Regions from separate parts of the Homo sapiens genome. Here region 2 is linked to region 1. A link is an interaction called in ENCODE POLR2A ChIA-PET data of the cell type or tissue named here. Cell type or tissue: MCF 10A. All regions are shown on one strand. Region 1 overlaps MIGA1 (mitoguardin 1). Region 2 holds the start of NEXN (nexilin F-actin binding protein).

The links. Peaks named below come from ENCODE experiments on the same cell type or tissue, not always from the same donor. Only the 100,000 strongest peaks of a DNase experiment are listed, where the experiment ranks them.
Region 2: POLR2A ChIA-PET joins it to region 1 with 15 read pairs; 10 of 35 experiments call an interaction of 5 or more read pairs at or near these places.

Annotation. Positions count from the first base shown.
Region 1 is chr1:77,830,997-77,835,996 of GRCh38, reverse strand. All of the region lies in intron 7 of MIGA1 (mitoguardin 1), which reads right to left. Among named protein-coding and RNA genes, the nearest start is that of MIGA1, 54 kb to the right of the region's middle. In MCF 10A, no CTCF peak of the experiment used is centred here; DNase peaks (open chromatin) are centred at 1,066 and 2,866.
Region 2 is chr1:77,886,448-77,891,447 of GRCh38, reverse strand. NEXN (nexilin F-actin binding protein) reads right to left here and starts at 2,824. Exons shown (of 13, transcript NM_144573.4): 1 at 2,689-2,824. NEXN-AS1 (NEXN antisense RNA 1) reads left to right here and starts at 1,909. Exons shown (of 3, transcript NR_103535.1): 1 at 1,909-1,980; 2 at 2,180-3,848. RefSeq lists a silencer at 2,440-2,579 and an enhancer at 2,820-2,879. In MCF 10A, no CTCF peak of the experiment used is centred here; no DNase peak of the experiment used is centred here.

The DNA.
Region 1 (5,000 bases):
TGTTAAATTTCTTACGTTTCTTTCTTTTTTTCTTTTTTTTCTTTTTTCTGAAACAGAGTCTCGCTCTGTTGCCCAGGCTGGAGTGCAGTGGAGCGATCTTGGTTCACTGCAACCTCCACCTCCCAGGTTGAAGCGATTCTTGTGCCTCCGCCTCCCAAGTAGCCGGAATTAGAGGTGTGCACCACCACGCCTGGCTAATTTCTGTATTTTCAGTAGAGATGGGGTTTCACCATGTTGACCAGGCTGGTCTCAATCTCCTGACCTCAAGTGATCCACCCGGCTTGACCTCCCAAAGTGCTGGGATTACAGCTGTGAGCCACCACACCTGGCTTATTTCTTATGTTTCTAATAGCCAGCCCTAAATTAACTAAACTTATACTACTATCTTGTAAACCTGAAATATGCAGCTTACACTCCTTAATGAATGATAATGAACATTAGAAGTTCATTTTAAAAAGCTTTCCCCAAACTGGTTGATTGTACATTAAATTTAAAATACTCTGTAAATTACCACACTGGCTCTCAGTGAAGTAGCTCTTTTTTATTTTTGGTAACATTTTAAAATAAGTAAATCTATAATTAAAAAAAATTTAAACTGTCTCAATCACCCAGAACTTTTAAAGCATTCACTGTACACAGATATCAACGATGATATTCTTTGGAAGTACATTAACACCACAATGTTTACTCTTAACTCAATTGTCACATATTCTAGGCCAAAAATCTGACTGGATCCAAGCCTTACCCTTCTTTCACAATCTCATAATTCACATATTACTTGAGTTTTTTTCCAAAGCAGGATTTGCTTTAAAAGTTTTAAAGAAAACTAGAAGTCCTGGAACTTGGAATTTCAGGCCTGGATCTACTTCCTTAGACCAATCCAAGTGGGTTTTCTACATTTCACTTTTGCCATCCCTAGGCACATTCTATTTTCTGTCACTTAGAAAACACTGGGTCTATTTTAACCTCAGCAGATTCTAGTAGAGATTCCAAAGATGCCACTCTTCTTTTAAAATCCAGGCTGTCCACTGCAGATTTTATAACAGGAGCAACAAGAGGAAGCCTGCCAATTGTCTCAACGTCATCTGACTTCTATGTCAACAGCTTTTCTCCAGGTGATATTCAGCAGTTAAAATATGACTTGGAACCTTGTCCTTTCTATGCTTTTATTAACAATGGAAAAGCTTCTGCTGTCGACAAGATGAGCTATTTTCCAAACAGAGTCTGTTATAATTTGTTTAAATAATCAAGTCTAGGAAACCACTGCTGCTCTTTGTTTATTCTGTATGACTATCTGCCCATACATACTGTGGATAATTTTTACTTTCTGATTTGTTTTAAAATACTACAGTATAATTTGAGAGAAAGAACAAAGTTGAATATAAAAATCAGAAACAACAAAATTTCAGAAAGTGAAAAACTAAGACAGTTATAATATTTTCTTGATTTTTAACCTCAATGTGCCTCAATATTGAAAAGAGAAACAATAAAATCCACTGAAACAAAAGAAAAGAGAACTTGGGGCAGGTGCAGTGGCTCATGCCTGCAATTCTGGTGCTTTGGGAGGCTGAGGCGGGAGGACCACTTGACCCCAAGAGTTCAAGACCAGCCCAAGCAACATACCGAAATCCCATCTCTATATAAAATAAAAACATTAGCCAGGCATGGTTGTGTGCACAATGTAGTCCAGCTATTCAGGAGACTGAGGCAGGAGGATCACTTGAGCCTAGGAGTTTGAGGCTGCAGTGAGTTAGGATCACGCCACTGCGCTCCAGCCTGGACAACAGAGTGAGACCCTGTTCCTCTAAAAAAGAAAAAAAAAGTTATATATGATGAGGTGGTGGGAATAATAAAAAAAAAGAAAAAAGGAGAACTTGTCAAAGTTCTTGATTTGTGATGACGTATAAAGTTTCACCCATGTGAAATAATGTATGTACAAAACAGCCTGATATTACCCAAAAGAAGATTTCCACAATAGTTGTCTCTGGCATTCCCTATTTATCAAAATTTTTATATACTATGATTGACCAACACAACAACTGTGATTCCTAACTGGGAAGTACAGCTGCCAATGCAAAGTGAGTAACACAAGGAAAGGGAATGGGAACCATTCAAACACTTTAGAAGAGTAACAGCATTTTCTACACCCTCCCCCCTTTTGTTTAAAGAAGAAAGAAGTGACTAGATTAACCCAAACTGGAGCAAGAAGTCATTAAGATTAGGTCTGCAGTTACAGAGACTTGAGCAGGGCCACGAGGTACAACTGGTCATTCTGTATGTTACACAAAGGTCCCCTGCCACAGGAATAAGTCGGGGCAGAAATCCAGCCCAAATACTAGACCTGCATCTTCCTGAAGGAAAGTGGACCTTCTTCTTGGCACAAAGGTCCCCTCCCAAGGGGCTTACATGGATGGCCCTTTGTCTAAATCACATAAAGGCCTTATATGGGCAGTGATGGTCCTGGACATAGAAATCCAAGCTGTTAAGACATAACTTCAACACAAAACAGGCAAAGGCAAGCACCAGAAATTTCTCATGTTTCTGGGACCCCAACAATTTTCATTATATTGCTTTCTTCTCTGAACCTACTTTAACTTGTATAATACCAGTTAGATTTCATTTTGTGTTATTACTAAACCCTTTAAAAATAAGATTATGAGCCTTACACATGGGAGGAAATTACTAAGCCAAATTTCTCATATGTTGTACAATGTGTACTCTGTATATTTAGATGTCTGAGTATACAACTTAAGCTGGCAATTCATATCATTCCCTAAAAATAAACCCTCAGGGAGTTTATCCTCCAACCACAATGATTCTGCAGGAATGGGAGAGGACAAGGTCTCAGAGCTTCAACTTGGGGCTGACATTTGATGTAAGATGTTAGGCTGAGGTATTTCCTCTTGTTGCCAAGTTCATTCAGTATTTCTAAATGTTCTATCTGGCTGCTTACCAAAAAAGAAGAATAACATCTCTCTAGTGGTCAAGAGGTTCTACTTGACAGCTTTTCCTATGCTCTGCCAGAGAATTTGTGCAGTCAGTACTAAGCTGGCAAAATCTCTAATTTTCCCTTAAAGGATGTCTCACTGACTCAATAAAATCTTATAAAGGAGCAGCAACAAAAATGGATAAAATATTTAAACTGTGCCAGCCACACTTCCAGACTTCTTCAAACTCATAAATTTGATTATGACTTCTTATAATCCTCAACGGCTCCCTTTTGTCTAAAGGTACAAAGCAAGGACCTTCATAATTTATGTCCTGCCCAGCTTTCTAGGTTCATCTCCTACCACTCCCCACCTATATTGTGTTTCCAAAACATATCAAAGAACTTGTAGTTCCCTAAACAGGCTCCACTCTGCACCTTGATCCATGTTCTTCCCTCTGCTAGGAATGCTCTTTTCTCAACTGTCTCCCTAGCAGACCATCTTTCTTTAAGTGTCACTCCTCCTGTGAAACGTTCCCATGAGCCCCGCTCCATGAATAATCACATGCTTTTCCTTAGTGTTCCCATAGCACTTTATAAACATGTTATTATGTACTTACTCCACTGTCTGTGTATTTTTTAATGCCTGTTTCCAAAACTAGACTCTGCATTGCCTAAAGGCAGAGATGAAATCTTCATCTTTATTTCTCCAGTGTCTTATACCATGTTTGACATATACTAGGAAATTAAATGTTTGCTAAATAAATATTACAGACCCAAGATTCTGTGAGCTCATTCTGTAAAAACATAGATTAGGAAGATGCCTAAACACTTATCTGAAATATGTGAAGCAATGCTTTCAATAAAGCCACAAAAATTCCTGGTTTAAGATCTAAATCTGTTCCTACACATCAATATAAAAGAATCTCAAAGTCCTCTGTTTCAGCCACAAAAATAACATTTATCACACAGGCTTCAGTGTTGCCTGCTAATACTACTACTGTACATATATACTACTCTTCACAGGAAGTGTAACTACACAAAATATGAAGCCCAATTAATTTTAGAAGGAAATGAAATTAGAGATTAATAAGTTGGAACTTTATTCATTTAAACCATACCAACTATATAATGTCCCCAAGAAACTGTGGACAAGATACATCTGTTGTTAATCGGGTTTACTTTTTTGGTGTTGTTTTGTTTTGAGACAAGGTCTTGCAGCCTAAACTTCCTGGGCTTAAGCGATCCTCCCACCTCACACCCAGTTTATTTCTAAACTGGCATTAAATCCAGCAATTTATTCCTGCCCAAATAGTCTAACCAAAGTGCGTAAAGAATAATGTTAATTCCTGAATCTACTGTTACAAAAATAAACTTCCAAAGCATGTAATCACAAACATTCGTCATGATATGACAGTAACAGAAGTCTCCTAAAGTATAAGTTATTCCTGGTTTTAGAGATTGGTAGGATCCCACATTTTGGTGGAAGATGAGAATTTCCTCATGAGAGATTGGTAGAGTATCTCTCAGTTGTTGTGGCCAACTGAAGCCTAATTTTTACCAAAATAATTCAGATAATAAAATTTCTGTTTATTATAAAATATATAAATATATATTTTTATTGTGTGATATTTGAAATGTATAAAAATTACCTACATAGCATAGACATGTTTCTGGACTCAAAATAATAAAACAAACATTTTTGCATTTGCTACCCATTTATAGCCACTTTTCAAAGCTTACAAAATTACTTGTTTATTAAGGAAAGTAACACTATCATGCAGAAATACACTGTACATATCTTCTTACGTGAAACTTGAGTTCCCAAATAAATTTCATAGATATTCAGATACTGCAGCAAAAAACAGCTGCAGATAACTAAAGAATTAACCCATATGTCCCAAACAAGATCTGTTTACTTTCAAGTTCTTATCTTAGGCTCTTAAACAGGCTGAGGGCACATCAATTGTGAGGTATGGGAAGAAATGGAAGTGGAGAGGAAAAGTTAAAGAAGGATCTTCGACTTTGTGGATGGAGGTTAGGCTCTGAGTCTAATTGCTCGGTATTGAAGAAT
Region 2 (5,000 bases), 55 kb before region 1:
GAAAAAGAATCACCTGTTGAGCACTTACTGGATGGCAGACACTGCATGGGATGCTTTCACATGTTGTTTTATTGAGATATGTCAATGCAAAAAGAAAGAGTTCTATGCATGGGAAAAAGACTTAAAGGAAATACATCAAAATCCTAACAGTAAGAGTGTCAGATTACAAGAGCCCCTTTTTCCATTCTCCATAATTTTTAACCATAAATATAACATGGTGTATTAACATTATAATACAAATTAAACTAAAATTTAAGGTGGATTTCTGGGTACAAATCCACCCACCCTGGAGTATAGAAAGTAAACTACTATAAATTAAGCCAAACTATACACTGAATATTTAAATAATAAAGGAAAATGTAGCCATTTCAAATGTATATAATATGTAACTATGCAATTATAAACCCAGAAAGAGAACATGAAAGAAACTACACAGGTGATATGGACCGCAGATTGATTAAATAAGAACAGAAATATGTGAAATTGTTAAGAATGTTATAAATCATTTTCTCTCCAAATTATAAACTACCAAGATGTTCTGTGTGTGTGTGGCCTACATAACTATAAAATAACAGTCCTCTCTTCTATAAAAACGTTTAGACTTTTACCTGTCTGTTACATACTTTTCCACATTCACTGCATTATTTTCTTTCTTTTAGGTGTGCACAACTCTCATATTTAAATAATCCCCCTTTTTTTTGTCTTTTAGGGTATTTCAAAGATAACAGGTATTTTTTTTAATAAATGAAGTATGTCATTATAGGCCGCTCAGATTCTAAGCAATCTGAATCCCCAATTAATGTCTTCCAAATATGCATATTTAGTTTTTATTCTGCTCAAAAATGAAACCCTAACCTAAATACTTCAAGTGAAATTTCAGGGGAAAAAGACTGTTCAAAAACCTAGATAATGCATTCCTTTGTTGATGCTAAATATAGTCATCTCAAGATGACATACATTTTGACAATGATCAGCCTTACATGTCAAATTTTCAAAAATAGCACAAATTCCATTTTAAGGTGAGCAGGAACAATTGCTATTCATTACATTTCAATTGAAAATGGATTTTAAAATATGAATCTTTTATTAAAACTGGATTACATTGTAACTATGATGAGGAAAACTGGATTTAAAATAATTTTGTTGTGGTTTTAGCTTAGAATTCTTTAAGGGAATTGCAGATAAACTACATAATTGCATGCATTTTTCTTTAAATTGTTCCTCAGAAGCATTAGTCAAAATATAAAATATCTGCAAAAATACGGTGTTAATTGTAAGGAAGAAGAAACTTAAACAGCTACATTGGTTAATCAAAGTTTACTTATACAAATTATACCTCCCCCCAAAAAACCTTTCTCTCATTTGATTAATTATGCATTTTTTCTTAACAATACCCCAAACTCAAAAGAATTTGAGACAAAGTTTTCTAACTGCAGCAGTTTAACCTGTAAAGGATAATGTTTAGCGGGGGAAATTATGTGGTCCACTCAATAACGTGTGACTAAGATATAAATAACGTGTGACTAAGATATGAACTTAAGTATAAATACTTAAGTTTATTTAATCACATTACCTAAGACATAGTTATGTTGTGACTCGAAGGCCAATGGGCCGCTGCTACATGAATTCATTAACAAAATTTAACGATGAATGATATTCCCGTTGTTTTGGTCAGGGAACTAATTTCTTTATTATGGCTTCTTTTCTCTACCTGTGTCTTCACCAAGGACATTTTGTTAGGACATATCCTTATGCTATTTTTACCTTGTTATCTCTCTGCCAACTTGGTTCACGTTGTGCTTTAATAACTATAAAATGAGCATCTCTAAGTCACTGCAGTAACCAACTATAACCTCTCAACTTCGTCATTTTCTTTATAAATGCCAATGCTAATGCATTTGTAGAACGTTTCACAATTTACAAACAGCTGGAATGGTTTGGCGTTTTCAAAAGCATATAGGCAAAGGGAGTTCTCAAGAGGTGACTACATTCTTCACTCACTTAAACTACGTAAACTTCGTAAACTTCCAGCCCTAGTTGCTCAACCCCCAGCATCCCACCTCGGGCAGAATCACGAAAAAAAAAAAAAAAAGGGTTGGAGACAGGAGTGGGGGGATATGCGGGGGTGTGGGGGGGGAGTAATAGGCTGTTAAATCATATTTCTCCCCATCTTCCACAGAGACCGATCAGAAAGGATTTCTTAACTGGCACTGCTGGCAGAGACGGAGACCGCGGCTGGGGCAAGTGGTGGGGGACGGCACTGAACTTCCCTAAGGACCCCAAGGGTTCAGCCGAGGGATCGGCACCCACTCCGCTCACAGAGGGCTCCCTCCCTACAGTAGGGAACGCACCCGAAACTCAGCCGACAAGGCGCAGGGGAGCAGGGCAAAGACATTGCAACCAGAAGCCCAAGGCCGGCCGACACTTTCAGACCCTGGGGCAGCCCCTGGTAGGCACCCCGCCGAGCCCGCAGGATGCGGCTCCAAGGCAGGGTTCGCCCGGGCCGGGGCCAGCGCGGACCACAGCTGTATGGCGCCCGGCGCCCTCCGGAGCTGCAGCGGAGCACGGCCAGAAGCCGCAGACCCCGAGCGCCTCTCTGCAGCCGCCGTTCCCGCCCCCGCCCCCACCAGGGGACCCGACACCTCCGTCTCCACTCCCCCCAGCCCACGTTCCCCCAACTCTTCTCACCCTGCAGGAGCCGGTGACCGGCGAAGGTACTTCTTTCCGCGTGGAGGGACTGTGCGCGTCCCGCCTGGCTGTGGGTAGGGGTCTGGGAGCTCTGGCCGCTAACACTTCTGCTCCAGCCGCTGGGAGTCCTCTGGCTGCCGCTGCCGCCGCCGCCGCCGCCGTCTCCAGCAGCAAGTTTCCATAAAAGTCCTGGTGTGCAGCCTGTTCCCGCATTCCAGGCGGGCCCAGCGCCGGCTGCAGCTGTTCCAAAACACAAGGCCAGTTCCCCCAACCCCCCACCTCCGCCGTTATCACCCGGAGTGGGGGTGGAGAGTTGAGGAGAAAAGCAGGGGAGGGGGACCGTGGCTGCCAACTTTCCGCCAGAATTTGTCTGTCTCCCGGCCCTAGGTGCGCGAGCTGACCCCCTAACTTTGGGCCTGCCTCCACCTCCAGCCAGGCCTGGGGAAGGAAGGCTGCCTCCGCCATGGGAAAGGAATGAGGCTGAAATGGGCTTCATTACCGGGCTGAAGCTGGCTCCCCCTACCCGCAACCAGTTTGCTCTGGGGCCCACTTCTCTCAGCTACTCTACCCGTCCTAGTTTCCAGTCAAGAAGCCAAGCCACTACATATCTTCTACTACCCTAAGCATTGACCTTTGGCCAAGTTTTCCTTTATTACAAAGAGCGTGGGGCAGCAATCCGGGAACACTTCATCTGTCTATTGCTCCCCTGTTCTTAGCTCCAGTCTTTAACTCTAAAAGGAGAGTTAAAAAAGAAGAAGAAGAAGAAGAAGAAGAAGAAGAAGAAGAAGAAGAAGAAGAAGAAGAAGAAGAAGAAGAAGAAGAAGAAGAAGAAGAAGAAGAAGAAGAAAGTTGAAGGCAGAGGAGGAGGAGGAGAAGAAAAGAAGGAATATATTTATATAAGTACAAATATCTTTATATTCCACCTTTTTCTTAATTGAAGGCAAACCATATCTGGTCTTTCTAAAGCTTCATAAAGGCATCTTTGACTATTAGACACCCACAGACCTTTTTCAACTTGGACCGCCAGCCTGTCAAACCCATCAGACAATACCATATTAAAACCCGAAATGCACACTCGGAGTATTTTTGGTGGACGAGATCTTTAATTCTTCACTGCACTTGAAAAAAAAATCGAAATGACATCCAGATAAAGAATAAAGGTAACCACTTCCACCTTCAGGCCCTAAGCAGACAGCGGTGCTCAGGTTATATTTCAGGGATGTTGAAAAGGCCTTCTGGGCTGGGCGCGGTGGCTCATGCCTGTGATCCCCGCACTTTGGGAGGCCGAGGCGGGTGGATCACTTGAGGTCAGGAATTCAAGACCAGCCTGACCAACATGGCAAAAGGCCGTCTTTACTAAAAATACAAAAAATTAGCCTAGTGTGGAGGCACACACCTGTAATCTGAGTTACTCAGGAGGCTGAGGCAGGAGAATCACTTGAAGCCAGGAGGCGGAGGTTGCAGTGAGCAGAGATCATCCCACTGCACTCCAGTCTGGGTGACAAAATGAGACTCTGTCTCCAAAAAAAAAAAAAAAGGCCGGGCGCGGTGGCTCCTGCCTGTAATCCCAGCACTTTGGGAGGCCAAGGCGGGTGGATCACCTGAGGTCAGGAGTTTGCGACCAGCCTGGCCAACATGGTGAAACTCTATCTCTACTAAAAATGCAAAAAATTAGCCGGGCGTGGTGACGTGCGCCTGTGATCCCAGCTACCTGGGAGGCTGAGGTTGAAGAACCCACTTCGCTTGAACCCGGGAGGCTGAGGTTGCTGTGAGCTGAGATGGCGCCATTGCACTCCAGCGTGAGCAACAAGAGTGAAACTCCCTCTCTCTCTCTGTTTCTCTCTCTCTCACACCCGTACACACAAAAGGCCTTCTACTCAAATATAACTCTGTTCCCCAGTCCCATCCCCACAGTATTTACTCAGGATGGAAACTTTTCTAAGGAGGGTAAGCCATTCATTCCTCGATTACAGAAAAGTTCAAAATTGGTAATTAAAATTATTTAAATGTACCGAACTACGGATAGTGATAGGTGGTCTTGGTAGTCTTGCTTGTGCCCTTGCTCTCTTTGATGCCATCACCTTGGCCTTCTTCAGTTCATGAAACTTTCTATGGGCAGTCTGGCTGCAGGGCCTTTGTATAAGTTGTTCCCTGCATGAAATCCTTTCTCCCACTTTCCCCTTCACCTAACTTCAACATATCCTCCCGATCTCTTCTTAAATGCTGCTTCCTCGGAGAAGGCTTCCTTGCATCCCACCTTTCTCCCCACCTTGCACCTCACCTTTCATCCCACCTTTCTCTTCCCTATATAT